2 separate regions of the Homo sapiens genome follow, and region 1 is linked to region 2. Evidence: read pairs that join two places in POLR2A ChIA-PET (ENCODE). Cell type or tissue: OCI-LY7. All regions are shown on one strand. Each heading gives the region's core, and the rest is flanking DNA. Links, peaks and the distances in the headings are about the cores only. Region 1 overlaps ACADM (acyl-CoA dehydrogenase medium chain). Region 2 overlaps SLC44A5 (solute carrier family 44 member 5).

The links. Peaks named below come from ENCODE experiments on the same cell type or tissue, not always from the same donor. Only the 100,000 strongest peaks of a DNase experiment are listed, where the experiment ranks them.
Region 1: POLR2A ChIA-PET joins it to region 2 with 12 read pairs; 2 of 35 experiments call an interaction of 5 or more read pairs at or near these places.

The regions. Positions count from the first base shown.
Region 1 is chr1:75,727,028-75,732,414 of GRCh38, reverse strand. ACADM (acyl-CoA dehydrogenase medium chain) reads right to left here. Exons shown (of 12, transcript NM_000016.6): 2 at 3,927-4,014. Among named protein-coding and RNA genes, the nearest start is that of ACADM, 5.0 kb to the right of the region's middle. In OCI-LY7, for the core only: no CTCF peak of the experiment used is centred there; DNase peaks (open chromatin) are centred at 2,754 and 4,644; H3K4me3 peaks cover 1,704 bases; H3K27ac peaks cover 4,382 bases.
Region 2 is chr1:75,288,307-75,293,693 of GRCh38, reverse strand. All of the region lies in intron 5 of SLC44A5 (solute carrier family 44 member 5), which reads left to right. Among named protein-coding and RNA genes, the nearest start is that of LHX8, 160 kb to the right of the region's middle. In OCI-LY7, for the core only: no CTCF peak of the experiment used is centred there; no DNase peak of the experiment used is centred there.

The DNA.
Region 1 (5,387 bases), core at 8-5,007, 440 kb before region 2:
AGTAATAGATATTAACCTGTAGAGCTCAAGTGAGTTTTTCTTTTCCAATTGGTGATATAAAAAACGTTTAACTTATTATTAGTTCCTAAGCCAATTTATCAAATGTTTGCTAACACTGAAGTGAAACTAATATACAAGACATCTCCCTGACGACAAGAATCAATCTAACGAAATAGATGAAACACACTCAGTGACATAAAGCAATAAAACTTATTTCAAAGTGTCATATAAGAATATCAATATCATAATTTTGCTTTTTTTTTTTGAGACAGTCTCATTTTGTCACTCAGGCTGGAGTGCAGTGGTGCAATTACGACTCACTGTAGCCTCGACCTCCTGGCCTTAAATGATCTTCCCACCACAGCTTCTCAACTAGCTGGGATCACAGGCACATGCCACCATATCTGGCTAATTTTTGTAATTTTTGTAGATACAGGGTTTTGCCATGTTGCCCAAATGGGTCTAGAACTCCTGGGCTCAAATGATTCTCCCATCTTGGCCTCCCAAAGTGCTGGGAGCCACCTCACCCTATCTATTTCATTTTTTTTGTTTTCACAGAGACAGGGTCTCACTATGATGCCAGGCTGGTCTTGAACTCGTGGCCTCAAGCAATCCTCCTGCCGTGGTCTCCTAAAGTGCTGGGATTACAAGCATGAGACACCATGCCTAGGCTTACAGCTCCTTTAAACTCAGACAAGCTTATAAATTAGCACAAAGCAACTGGTAAAAGTGGTAGAAAGGTTTTTCAAAAGATAATAACATAAAATCCTGCTGCAATGCTAATAAATGGTGTCCAACAATTTGTTTACATAAAATAAGGGATTGTTTTAAAATTAATGAAATTAGTATGGTGGCTTGATTGAGGAGAGGAGTCAATTGCTAACTGCATCTTTTCAAATCCATGGTATCCTTGTGTTTTAATGTGGTTGCATCTAACGTCAAAGATTAGGTAAAATTTAAGAGATAATAGGGTATTTCAAGCAAGAAAAATGAGAGCAAATGCACAGAGGAATGTTTAAGACTACAGTAATCATTTGTATGGGGATGTGAGAAACAATACATAAAAGCTGAATTCTGGTGCTGAATTGAAGAGCATAAGATCAAATCTCTTTTTTTTTTTTTTTTTTTTTTTTTTTGAGACGGAGTCTCGCTCTGTCGCCCAGACTGGAGTGCAGTGGCGCAATCTAGGCTCACTGCAAGCTCCGCCTCCCGGGTTCACGCCATTCTCCTGTCTCAGCCTCCTGAGCAGCTGGGACTACAGGTGCCTGCCACCGCGCCCGGCTAATTTTTTTTTTTGTATTTTTAGTAGAGACGGGGTTTCACCAGGATCTCGATCTTCTGACCTCGTGATCCGCCCACCTCGGCCTCCCAAAGTGCTGGGATTACAGGCCCGAGCCACTGCGCCCAGCCAAATCTCTCTTTTTATTGATAAACTAATGCAGAGTAAGGAAATTCTAGTATCAGTCTCACAATGAATTAGCAGAAGTATACTTAAGAATTTCAGTCCAGTGTTCTCTCTATCACAGCTTTACTTCTAAGATTGGTGCCAGTTGATAGCAATCTTGCAGGTAGATAGAGGGTAGAGAAAGTCTGGGCACGGTAGCTCATGCCTATAATTCTAGAATTTTGGGAGGCTGAGGCAGGTGAACCATTTGAGGCCAGGAGTTTGGGGCCAGCCTGAGCAATATAGCAAGATCCTGTCTCAACAAAACATTTAAAAATTTAAAAAATCAGCTAGGTGTGGTTGACATGGACCTATTGTCCTAACTGCTCAGGAAGCTGAGGCGAGAGAATCCATGGAGCCCCAGAGGTCAAGGTTGCATCCAGCTTGGGTGACAGAGTGAAACCCTGTCTCTTAAAAAAAAAAAAAAGGAAAAATGACAAGTATGTATTATGTATTATTTATTGAGAAACTACTTTGATCCAGTCACTAAGTGCTAGGGGCTTTAAATACAGCATATAATTTAATCTTCATAGAAATTCTGTGTTATAGATATTATTTCCACTTTACAGATAAAGAACCAGATGCAACTGGTTCAAGGAATAGACCCGTATTGAACTTCACAATCTCCCTCCCAAACAATTATATCTAACTCATCCTCTGTCACTCAGTGAACCACCATAGATTTCTCCTGCAAGTCTCTTACTACTGAGAGAGAAATTTAAAGTGACAAGCAATCATACCAAATTAATGCTAATTATCTCAGTATGATCCACTACCCTGGCTGGGCATGCTGGCTAATGCCCATAATCCCACTTTGGGAGGACAAGACGGGTGGATCACTTGAGGCCAGGAGTTCGAGACCAGCGTTGCCAACATGGCGAAACCTCATATCTACTAATAATATAAAAATTAGCCAGGTATGGTGGCCCACACCTGTAATCTCAGCTACTTGGGTGGCTGAGGCAGGAGAATCGCTTGAACCCAGGAGGCAGAGGTTGCAATGAGCCCAGATGGAGCTACTGCAATCCAGCCTGAGCAACAGAGCAAGACTCAGTCTCAAAAAAAAAAAAAAAAAAAAAAAAAAATCCACCATCCCAAATGGCTATCCTCACAGTGCTTGAAAACTTTCATTTAGTCTTTGGCTACAGAAAGAGAAAAGAAAAAAAATTTTCATTTAGGTTGGGCACAGTGGTTCATGCCTGTAATCCCAGCACTTTGGGAGGCAGAGGTGGGTGGATCACTTGTCTTCAGCTGTTCGAGACCAGCCTGGCCAACGTGGCAAAACCCCATCCCTACTAAAAATATAGAAATTAGCCAGGCATGATGACCCACACCTGTAGTCCCAGCTACTCAGGAGGCTGGGGCAGGAGAATCGCTTGATCCTGGGAGGTAGAGGTTGCAGTGAGCCACTTGCACACCAGCCTGGGTGACAGAGTGAGACTCTGTCTCAAAAAAAAGAAAAGAGAAAATTTTCATCCAGTCTTTGGCTAGAAGTCACAGGAAAAAAAAAAAAAACACAGAAACTTTTCATTTGGTCTGGGTGCAGTAGCTCATGCCTATAATCCCAGCACTTTGGGAGGCTGAAATAAGAGGACTGCTTGAGCCTAGGAGTTCAAGATCGGCCTGGGCAACATAATGAGACAATGAAACCTCATCTTAAAAAAAAAAAAAAAAAGAAAAAAGAAAGAAAGAAAAAGAAAAGAAAAATTTCATTAAATTCTGGTAAGAAAAAAAAAAACCTTTATAAAGAAAAGGGAAAAATCTTTAAAAAACACAACAAATAATAAAAAAAATAACTCTGGAGAGCTTTGAGATTGTCATTTGTACCTAGCTGTGAGTTATCGCAGCTGCCTTTAACTATTTTCTGAGACCAAATAAATTGAGTAAATGGTTTTTAACTAGAGAAAAAATAAAAATTTTGAAGAAGCACTTTAGAAGGCCAAGAATGCCAAAGATAGATATTATTTCAAATTTTTTGTGTGTAGTTTTCATTTTATAGAGGGCAGAGGAAAAAAAATCATGGCTCCCTGGTCCCAGGAGTGAGAACTTCATCTAATAGTACCAAAATTGCAATTTGGATATATTATAGCAAAAACAAGCTTTAGCTTATTACCAGGCACCTAGAATTGTAATCTAACAAGTGTTTTTAAAATGTATTTGTGGCATTCAGATATGTAAGTTGAAGACTATTCATATATATCAGTAAATCTCATTTATTTTGGGCTAAACACTCAGAAAAAAAGGAAGGAATTTAAGTGTATGTATGCTGCTAAAACAGATCTAATGTACAGTGTAGTATACTGAGGAAGAAAATGAGATCAGGAAGAATGGAGTGTGAGTTATTGTAAATTATCTGTGGACAGTGGACTGGTTCTACTCATTGAAAGACATTATTAAGTTTATTTACAAACATATTCCAAACAAAACATATAAAGCTTCATATGTATAAGTTTAAAGTCAAAAGATAGAACCGAACATATACCAAAACTAAATCCTAATCCTGGTTCACGTTGTCGATTGGCTTTTGTATGCTGTGATCTCCAATGAAAACGAGAAATACTTCTCAGGACCTGTAAAGAACACTTTTATTAAAATAAATTTGATAAGTTAAACATTAATCAGATAAGAGACTACTGATAATCATAAGTGAGTACAGCAACTGGTTTGACCATACTCATAGTTTTTAAAGTCATCACTATTTAAATGCCTTCAATCATAATTTAAATAAGCCAATTATCAGTTATATAAATTCCTATTACAGAGGAGATGTTTTTAAAAAGTAATGAAAATAAAGTCAGTGGTATTTATACTACTGAAGTGGAGGGTTTAGGACAAACAACAGTCAAGGGTAGTAGTAGATGTAGGACCACTATTCTGGGTATCTTACAAGCTCCTAGGACATTAATGGTTGGAGAGTTGGGGTGGGGAGAACGATAGGCTGGAAGTGAACATACTGTGTTCAAGAGTTGCCTAGTCCATCAACTTTGATACCCTGTCACTGTGAGCCTCCCATGCATGCCTCTGGAAACCTTCCCCTCAGAGGATCTCATTTTTTAGGATACCCCACTCTAACAAAACAAATTAGCATAAAACCATGTTCTGTATTTTCTGCTGTCTACAGGGATTCTTACAATGTTCTGAGCAAGGAGTCACCAAACCAGTGCAGCCACATCATGCTGTCTATTGCCGCTTTCACAGCAGATCTAAGTAGTTACCACAGAGACCATCTGGTTCACAAAGCCAAAAACATGTACTATCCGTTCCTTTACAAACACGTTTGCCATCCCTCTTCTAAACTACTAATACACTACTTGTCTTAGGATCTGAAATATAGTCATATTTCTTCAAAGGAACATATAAAGAAACAAACAATCAAATATACATATATTATTGTTTTGCAACCCATTTTTATATTCATGACAGTTTAATGGATACAAAAGTAAAAATTTGCATTTATTAAAGCTGCCAAACTGGGAACCACAATGGTGTTCTTGAGTAAAGGTTTCAGGACAGTCAAAATTACACAATTTTCACTGTAAAAGATTTTAATTGAACTATCCAGCAATTTTAACAAGCTTAGATACTAAGAGAAAAGAGCAGCTGAAGAATATACTAAAGTTTCTTTATTTAAATTCTTATGTTTTTCAAAATCCGTAAAAAGAAACTGTCTTTGTAGATGACAATTTCAACTTATAAAAGACGAATTCCTACATGTAAGGTGACAATATAATTAAGAGTGTCAAATATTTGTAATTGAAACAGTGCTTTCCAAATAACATACCTCATACTACAGTAATAAAAACATACAGAGTATGAAAACTCGCATTTTCTTTGCATCTTCATTAATTTTATTTTGAAAGTGAAACAGTGCCAGGTGGGGTGGCTCATGCGTGTAATCCCAGCACTTTGGGAGGCTGAGGTGGGCGGATCACGAGGTCAGGGG
Region 2 (5,387 bases), core at 297-5,296:
AACATTTTTCTTATCTAAGCAACAAGATACAGGACTGCTTCCAAAAATGTTTCTATAGCAGCGGTGTCATCAACACAGATTTTCAAATTTGGTATCATGTGTCCTATTATCTGCTTCATTGCATTTGTAAATTGCTTGTGTTAAAAAGCCATAAGCACAATTTGGCCGGCCTGTTCCTCACATATTAAAACAGTTAAAATGTACCTTTAAGGGATACAAAGTAATGATTCGAAAGCCAACATTCCCAACCAGCAAGTGTTTAGGGAATGCCTCCCCTGCCCCAAACAGATATGCAGTTAATTTTTAAGTGTCGGTGCAAGCAGTTGGTCTAATCACATTTTCTCCTTGACAGAGGGCTTTTAAATGGCTGCAACTCCTGACTCAACCCTAGAGCACAACAAGAACATGCTTTGCAAATGTTTGAAAATGAGAGATAATGTTAGATCATAATACTCGCTCCTGGTACTTCAGAAACATGCATTTCCTCGATATGAGTGAAAAGATAATTTGCCTGAATAAATTTTTCACCATCTCTTGCCAATCTTTGGTTATCTGCTATGAATTTCCCTAATAGAATTCTTTTACAAATAATTTCTCTTCTCTCTTCTCTTTCTGTTTTATGCACACATGAAGCACATGTGCACCTGCACAAACGTGAGTCAGCTTCACTTAAAGTGGTGTTTTAAAGTTATTCTAAAACAGTGAGATAATGAAGAAAAAAGATGATTGAACCAGATTTGTGTTGGTTTTATTCACCAACGTAACCCAAGTAATTTAATTCTAGAGCCTGTGCTCTTGAACACTACACTATACTGTATTTTATTTAATAAAAACAATAAATGAGGAATAAGTAATGAAAGTTACAGAGAGAGGGGTAGACCAGAACCCCATGATCTTCAACTAATACTTTTCTCTTCCTCCTTCACCTCCTGCCTCCTCTAATTCCACACTGAGTTGGGCTTAAAACAGCGAGTATCCAAGAACAGTTTGGGGGATAAATGAAAGGCAGGTATTCTTCTGCAAAGATCATCAACAATCTATTATCTTCAGTCTTGCCCCTCTGAGACTGATATGGGTCACTTTGCTGCAGTGCCATTGTCAATCTTCAGTAATTAAAAAAATTAGTCTCTATTTTGTATAGACTAAAAAGGGGAGTGTATTCTTTATCATAATCCACACCTAAATAGTTGGTTTTCTTTCCTTCAGTTAATGTTTGTACTATGGAGTAAATAAAATTATTGTAGGCAATATTTCATTCTTTGGCCAGAAAAACCTCAAAGGATTTCATGGGTCTCCCAAAAAAGTGTTATTTACTAGTAGATGTTAATGAGTATTACATGTAACATTTTCAGATACAATACATTGTATCGATTTTTAGGAACCATGAGAGCTGCTTCATATAAAGCAAGAAGATGTGGCTAATTATAGAAGCACAGTTAAGCAAGTAAAGACAAGACCAGAAACACTGAATAGGGGGTGGCCTAGACCTCGTCCAGGAAAATTTGAATAGGAAGATAAGGACCTGCCTGAACAGAACCTTTACCAGGGAATTCACAGCTGACACTAACAACTAAAAAAAATCTCCCTGTAGTTCATCATAGAAAATCCTAAGATGCTAACTCTCCATCCATATCTGAAATTACGCTTTACCCTGCTTTCTTTTCTTTTCTTTTTTTTTTTTTGAGACAGAGTCTCGCTCTGTCACCCAGGCTGGAGTGCAGTGGCGCGATCTCGGCTCACTGCAAGCTCCACTTCCCGGGTTCACGCCATTCTCCTGCCTCAGCCTCCCAAGTAGCTGGGACTACAGGTGCCCGCCACCACGCCTGGCTAATTTTTTGTATTTTTTAGTAGAAACGGGGTTTCACCATGTTAGCCAGGATGGTCTCGATCTCCTGAACTCGTGATCCACCCGCCTTGGCCTCCCAAAGTGCTGGGATTACAGGTGTGAGCCAACGTGCCCGGCCTACCCTGCTTTCTGTGTAAGCACCACACTGGTCTCCTTTCTGTCCTCAGTACCCATCACACTCCCACCCCTCACAGGCCCTTTGTCCATGTTGTTCATCTGCTGGAAGCCTTTTGGGCCTCTATTCGTTTTTGAGGTCTCAGCTCCTGAATCACTTCTTCAGAAACATCATCCCTGACCTCCGTCATGTGATCATCTGCCTCTGTGAATCATGTTATTCATGATTCCTTTGTAGCACGTGTCAGAATTGGAATTTTACATTTATTTGTGCAGTTAATTCATTAAAATCTATTTCTCCCAACAGACTGTAGGCTTTGGGAGAGCAAGGACCATTATATTCCCAGGTTCTAGGTTGGTGCTGACACAGAGGAAGCACTTTAAACAATATTTGTAGAATGAACGAAGAAATTATTTGTACAATGAATGAAGGAAAAAAACCCATAAACTCTCGTCCTCATTATTTCAAATACTTCCTTACCTTTAAAATGAAAATGAAAAACCTATCTTCTAATGTGAATCAAAATCTTAAATAAAATCTTGAATAGTGGTGGTCTAGCATTGACTTAGAATAATCAGAAACATAAGTGTATTAAAGTAATCAGCAAAAAGTCAAATGCAAACAAACAAAAAAAACCCACAGGTGTTATAAAAAGCCTACTTTCATTTCTTGGTAATTTGGTTGTTTTTCTGTTTTCTTCAATTCTGTGTCTATTTTCTGCAAACCTGTTTTAAGGATATGCTTTGTCCCATCTTTTACATCCTACTCTCCTTCCAATTCATAGACCTTGAAATTTGGGTGTATCTTCTTGCTCTTTGCTATTGCTGTTTCATGTAGCAGTAAATTCTGATTAAAGAAAGTCTGAAAACCTTATATATTTTTTAAATGAAGTGCTGAATGTCTTGCTGTATATATCTGAAGTCCCACTCTTTAATAGGCTGGTCACTTGTTCAGAATATGGGCTGGGCGTTTTTCATTTTCCCCTCCAAATCTTTTCCTTATTCTCCTCATCCTGCTCTGTCCCCTGGGAATCTGGCATTTATGGGTTACAGCAAGTGGCTCTCTTGTCCTCTGGCTTCCAATTTTGTGAGATTGGAGGGTAGGAGCATGAGTTTGTAGAATTTCTTCCTTTGACTCTCTTGCTGATGGGTCACAACAGTTTGGCTACACCTCTCTAAGGCTCCTGCTCCTGTCAGTGCTGTCAGTGAGCTCTCTCCATTCAGCTTCTTCTCCTGGGTTTGGGTTACTTCTTCTGGGCCTCTTCAGGCCTAGGGGTGGAAACTGCTCCCTATTGGTGCCAATCTCTGGGTTCTACATCAACTCCTGCTTATTTCCCTTCACGCTGTTCATACCTTTATAAATATCTTCTTTATTAAACTCTACTCAATTATTCTATATGAGTTTAACATCTGTCTTCTGCTAGGATCCTGCCATGCTCCAGAAAACAGCTCCCCAGCCTCGAAGGGCATTGTTTCCTACAAGGGGATATAACTGGCTCATCAGGGGGTTATTCTACTGTTCCATTATGCCAGCTACTTCTGGGTGAATGGGGTTCAGTGTTGGTCATCTATGCTGATAAATTTGTTGCGTACACATTGTTAGAAGCCAGGTCATCTTTTGTGAGTACAAGTCCATGTTATCAAAACCCACACATAATCTTCATCCCTGTTATCATGGTTACTTTATTACAAAATCATTGAATGAGTGGTTTCCATCTTGATTATTGAAAACTACCTCTACAGAAGGGGCTTCACTAAGCAGCTACGTGAGACAAACGTATCTTCAAATTCTGGGTCCATTTAGAGGTCAACCCTTGTAGTTATTTCTCAAACTTCCTGGCCATTGATTGTCTAATATTTTTCTTTTGTAGTCCATGACAATGTAGCCAAATCATTGGCCTCTATCTATGAATAGATTAAATGATTCAGATCTTCTACTCTTTCGGTCAAAGTAGACAACCAGAAAAATTTACCCTAGTCAATGCTAAGAGATCCTCCACAGCCGTCTATAAATCTGGTTTAATTTTTTTTCTTCAGTCAGTTGATCAAAGGTACCTTTCCATGATTAAATTTCCATGATCAAAGGGACTTTTTCATGTATGTGTTTCTTTAACACATGCCTATTGGCATCAGAAGTTAATATATTACTATTGTAAGAATTCTTCTTATGTAACTTTCTTGAGCTTTATGACCTTCTGAAGCGTTGTAGGAATGTCATATCCATTGGGAATGGAGTACTTCTGGGCACAACCACCTCTAGGCTTGATGGACCAAATAGTACCCTTTAAACATTATGATGGGAAGCTCATGTCATTGGGTGTTCATTCAGGGCCAAGGGGCTATTTCTCAAAAGAAGAATAGTTATTTTCTGAAAAAAACATGGATTTTCTTCAACACCCTAGAGACCTCTACTGTGACTCTCTAATAGAGATTTGCCACAGGCCCCATAAACTATCTTGTTCTCTGACAGGTATTTTAGACCCAGTGACACACCTCTTTGTAAAGCAGCCTGGATTATCTGAAAAGTATTTTATTTCTCTGAGCTCTACTCAAATCTGACAACTAATAAGTATTGCACCCCTTTTAATAGCAGAAAATGTAAGACGCAGTAACTTATCTTTAATTATGGAGAAGATATAACTACTGGACCCCTCAGGAACTTTAATGAGGTGGAAGACTCCTGTATTGTCATATTTTTCTCCTATCCATTAGCACACGTGTGTCTTTATAAGGCATCAAGATTATATGCTAACCACTATTCCCCAGATCTTATCAGCATGATGCTATGAATATAAGGAAATCTGTGTGGCATCCTGTGGAATAAGGATATTATCAAAACCCTGTAGCCTAAATTGTGGCAAAGAGCTAGAAGGTCATATAACCTTGAGGGAAGAAAGTGAAGATGCAGTACTGTCCTTACCAGGTAAAAGCAAATGCCCTGAAGGTTATCCACTTATCGGAAAAAGGAGAAAGCATTTGTTTGATCTAGTGCTGCATCCAAAGTGACAGAGGCTGTTTTGATTTGTTCTAGCATAGAGACAACAACTTGAAGAGCAGCTGAAATTAAGGCGATGACTTGGTTGAGCTTAAGAGAATACACTAACAATCTTCAGAACCTGTCTTCCCTCTGCACTGCCAATCAGTATCATATATAGTTTCTCTAGGAAGAATGTGTTGAGAAATAGTATTATACTAAATATGAGATGTATTCATCTCTATATCTTCAGAGTTTATGTGTGCCTATATCATTCATTCATTCATGACCAAATAAATAGAAATGTGACAATTGACAATTCAGTATGAATGAATGAATGAAAAGGAGTTTGATCATATTCTAGACTGGAATTTTAACATAAAGTTTTTCATGTTTACTTTAAGAACTAAGGTAAATAGATGTCAGATACTGTGTAATAGTTTAGGTCTTAAG